2 separate regions of the Mus musculus genome follow, and region 2 is linked to region 1. Evidence: chromatin loops called from intact Hi-C (ENCODE). Cell type or tissue: heart. All regions are shown on one strand.

The links. Hi-C counts contacts between places; a loop is a spot of excess contacts. Peaks named below come from ENCODE experiments on the same cell type or tissue, not always from the same donor. Only the 100,000 strongest peaks of a DNase experiment are listed, where the experiment ranks them.
Region 2: it touches region 1 in a loop (10-fold over the local background); 3 of 42 quality-filtered maps call a loop at or near these places.

The regions. Positions count from the first base shown.
Region 1 is chr10:99,838,854-99,841,353 of GRCm38, forward strand. No RefSeq gene overlaps it. Among named protein-coding and RNA genes, the nearest start is that of Gm35437, 63 kb to the right of the region's middle. In heart, no CTCF peak of the experiment used is centred here; DNase peaks (open chromatin) are centred at 1,518 and 1,858.
Region 2 is chr10:99,747,214-99,749,713 of GRCm38, forward strand. No RefSeq gene overlaps it. Among named protein-coding and RNA genes, the nearest start is that of Gm35206, 11 kb to the right of the region's middle. In heart, a CTCF peak has its summit at 1,238; a DNase peak (open chromatin) is centred at 968.

The DNA.
Region 1 (2,500 bases):
TTGTGCAATGGCATCACTTCGTGTGCCAGGGTGTCTGGGGAAATGTCTCAAATCCTTACCCTTACAGAAAGAATTATAAGTGATTAATGGTTACTAACAGAGGGAGAATCAAACTTTTCTATGCATGAGTCTTTGATGAGTTACCCAATCCCCAGAGGTTAGCCCTAAACAAATACGTATAAGAAACATTAAATGGACTCAGCAGGTTATACATCATATACATATACATATACATATACATATACATATACATATACATATACATATACATATACATATACATATACATATACATATACATATACATATACATATACATATACATATACATACACACACATATATATATAATAGATATACACATCATATATAATATATACATACACATATAATTAAAGAAGAGGTGGTAAGTTTGAGAGAGAGGAACACAGAAGGAGTTGTAATAGGAAGAGGGAGGGTTGTAAATCAAGTAAATTCAGTAATTATGCATAAAGTTCTCAAAAATTAATTATAAAAAATATATTTTAATTACATTACCAACTAATAAGTCTTTGGTAATCACCTCTAGTTTTGACTAGGTTCTCACCGCCTCTTCTTTTCCTCATCTTCCTGAGCATCCTGGCTTAAGCTTTTAACCCCCAACCTCCTCCCATTCTCTCAGATCACGCATGTTAATCTTTCTCCCAAATCTGTTCAGAGTAAATCTTATTACTTCCTGATATAAACAACCCCCTGGACCTCACCACTGAATGACAAACCTAAGCCCACGGATCTGGTAGCCACAAGTAGGGTTTTTCCAAATCAAGATTCAGCTCATTTTCTTTTCTATGCCACATGTTTAGGGCTTCCTTGCCAAACATTAAATCTTTACAGGCAGGGCAATGTATCTTCAACTTTTACTGGATAATATGGAATTTCAAGTGATTTATATGCTCAATATATTTTTACTTGACTTCTGATTAAATAAAAACCAGGGTCATTGGCTTTTAGATGACTCTTCTGAAAGGATGTGGAATACACACACACACACACACACACACACACACACACACCCTAGCAAGTGGAATCAAGCCACAAGATAAAACAATTTCCAGATAAAAATCTATGTGTGAGAAAAAAAAAAGACCTATTGCTACTGAGGTGGTAATGTGACTAGAGGAAATTTTCTAGAAACACAAATACTAATGATGATAATAATATGAGGTGAGTAGCACAAACACATGTGATTTCTTATTAGTCATGCAATAGCCCTTTCAAATTGGTTATTTGTATATTTTAAAGTACAAAGAGTTTGAAACTTACTTTTAGCTCAGTCAATAATTCATAATTGTAAAACAATGGTTCTGGGTATAATATTTTATAAAGCCCACATGCTATGATACCGTAATCCTAGGGATCAAATCTATGGGCTCCTTATGTAAGGCCTGTGACTGAGCTACATCCCCAGAGCAGAAGGAAGTATTATTATCAGAGCAACAGGTCCATGCGGGTTAAGACAATTCAAGGAAGGGGACAAAGGATTATGTACTAGGCCTCAGGAAGTACTGAGGAAGAGATGGACATTAAATTGGCTTCTACAGGAAGATGAGCTTTGGGCATGCCAAAAAAGAAAACGGGAAGCAGGGTAGAAAAGCATGTAGAAAAGGAACAAAACAGTGGAAATGAACGAAAAATGAGGTGCTATTTGGATCAGAGAATATTCATGGCGGGAAGTCAGGGGCTATGGGAAAAGTGGTGAATTAGCAAAAAGCGGCTAGGCTAGCGGTTTAAGTGGAGAGCACAGATGTTTTCTTCAGTATTGGAAGCAGGCAGAACACACAAGGAAAAGGGTATTTCTGGAAGGGAATTCTGACTCTTGGGGCACGTGCTTCCTGGAAAGAGTTCAAAGCAGGAGGTCAAGTTATGAATGTGTGCTGTTGCGTCTGCCAGTGTCAGGACTTGTGTTCTCGTGGTGGGAAACAGATACCAGTCTACTGATGAACCTCCTCAAGTATCATTTGGGAGACATGACATGATCAAAGTCATTTCCACAACTGCTTCAAAACTGATCTCTGTCTTGCATTCTCTCTGTTTGTCCCACTCAATATTTTGAGGCAAATCTAGGAAATCCCCTTTGTGAGTGGTCTCTCTCTTTGTCAACCGTTCAGTCAAGTGATCCCAGTCAGTTTCTGTGTGGTAACTATCCCCTTCTGACCTCATGCCCTCTCTGCTTATTGACTGAGCTTCTCTCTAATGTAAATACTGCAGCCATAGGTAATATGGTAGGCACGTGGCTTTATGGTCTGGCACAGCAGAACTACTTGTAGCCAATGTCCCAAGTACGATTATTAAGGAAGCTAAGTCCTCCTGTGTAAGACGACTTATAGCACAGGTTTTCTTAGAGACGGGACGACAGAATGGAACTCAGAAGGGTAGAAGGGTTTAAGTGACGAAAGAAGGAAAGGAATTCCAGAGACAGAAATATCATCTGAAATGGTACTGAGTCTAGAAAGGACATGAT
Region 2 (2,500 bases), 92 kb before region 1:
TCATCTGAGCTTTGTTTTGTTTACCACCATGATAAATGAGCCACATGGTCTCATATAATTCTCCCAAGGGCCTCATTAAATGATCAAATGAAAAAAATGTGTTTAAAGAGGTTTGGAAAGATGTCTCAGATGACAGAGCTGACAAGGGTGACAGAGACTGCCAAGAACATCACACACCATGCGGTGTTCACGTACAGTGTGTTGTGTTCTTATGTGAAAGAGAGACCTTGGAAAGAGAAAGAGTAAATGCAGCTATTGGACCGGCTGGTCTTACTGACTGTATATTGGGAATACTGTAGGGATGTGGCAACTTTCATTGAAAGGATACTCAACTCACAGAGTTTTGGTCTAAATGAATAATAATTCAAATAATAAATATGCAATAAAGTTTTAAGATAACCATGAAATCATCTCTCTAAGGTTATTCTACCTTTTCCTACTTACAAATTACTTTTTAGGGATGCATATGTGGCTTCTTTATTTTTTATTACCGTCCTCTTTCTCCCTCTTTCCCCCTTCCACCCCTGCTTCTTATTTTTGTCCGTCTATCTGCAGATAGTGTTAGACCTCTTATGCTCTGTGCTCATCACTCTTCTGGCCTCCAAGCATAAGGTCATGATCGCTTATTATGATGCTCTCTTTGTAGACTTTAACACAATAGACAGAAACAAAGAAAAGTAAACGCCACAGCCTACATAGCTTAGGAAGCAGTTTGTAAAGGTCAAGGTTCACTGATTATGACATCAGAATGCCAAGCTCTATTTGGTTCTGGGTTTTTGACATTGCCACTTGGCCCTAACCTTGTTCTTATCTTGGATCCAACTAGACGGTTATAGCCACAGGCTCCTGCATATACAGAGGCTTCTCACATCATCTTGGTACCTTGCAGGAAACTGCTTCTCAATGATGTCAGGTTTCCTTCCTGCCCTTAGGAATGACTTTTAAAAGAATCATTTCCAGGGACTGAAAGACGCAGCTCAAGTCTCCTGGGGCTGAAAGACCTGGGCTCAAGTCATGGTACCAAAATAGTTCATTAACTTGTGCTTTCCCTTAGTTACATCATAGTGACTCAGTCTCTTTTTTGGTTTGTGAAGATAACTCTCCCTGCCCCCTGCCCTACAACCTTTGTCAATTTCAGTACCTTCCAAAGGCATTAGGAGGGGTCTAAGGAAATCCTATAGGAGAACAATCAGAGGAAATTGACCTAGTCATTAAGAAGTCTGGAAAAATTACATTAGAAGAAAGCGCAGCTCCGCCTATTGCCAGTTTTGGAATAAAGAATGAATGGCAGGCTTTGGAGAAATAGTTATCAAACTTAAAGGGAGTGCATATAAAAAACCTTCACTGAAATGAAGTTAAATAAATTGAGAAATAAGCATAATAGCAGAAATTATGTTTTTGTGTACAAGATTTACATCTCGTAAGGATCAGTGTGAATCAGTTTTTTTTTCTTTCTTTTCTAAGATCAAGCTTTCCCTCCCTGGACCTGAGATCAGTGATGTTCAAGTTTCTCAGCACAGAACTGATTCACTGACCTGGAAGTCAGGGAAGGAAAAGCTTGTTTGCTTCAACATCTGTAAGGAAATACATTGTAAAATATTTAGAGGTTTCCAGAGCAGTTTACAATCACAGACCCTAGAGAAATAAATACATTGTGTGACTTGGAAAAAATGACCTCATGCAGGGTGTGGCGGGGCAGGAAATGATCTTTATTTTTTTATTTTTCATTTATTTTAAAGGAAATTCATCAACGGTTGTTTGACCCCCATCAGCATGTATCAGAGGCCCAGACTGAAAGTCCCTTAAGGAAATGCACAGTAATGAAGCAAGGTTTCATGAGTGACCAGATGGCACATGCATTTTCTTTCAGCATAAAATACACTATATAAAGTAAAGCTTGCTTTCATCAAAGAGTCACTTGGTACACTAAGTGATAAAGCTTGTGTGTGTGTGTGTGTGTGTGTGTGTGTTTTCAGATTTGGAAGAAACTTAGGACAATTCAATGACTCATTTACCACAGTTTAAGAAGATGGGCATAGATTATGGGTATGACTTCTCCCTATCACACATTTCTAGGATAAACAGGCATACATACACATAGGTAGATAGGTAGGGGTGTGTGTGTGTGTGTGTGTGTGTGTGTGTGTGTGTGTGTGTGTGTGGTTTCACAATCATCAATCCAGTGCTAACACAGAAGGCTTAAGAAGTTTATTTTTACTGATTATACTTGCAAACTATACAAATATCAGCCAAATGACAGATCATGTATGAATCTTAAAATTATAGCAAGGCTGCATGCTTCATATTAAATAGATAAGGACTAACTATCTCTGGACAAAAAAAATGAAAAATGTCTCTGAGAGTTCCATTTGGGGTGTGGCACAGGCAGTTGGTCAACCGGATGAATTAGGACAATAGTATTGATCACTTGGATCCAAAGAGCCTTAGGCTGTCAATTGTATTTACCTGACCAGTTGGACTTTATCTTGATTTTGATACA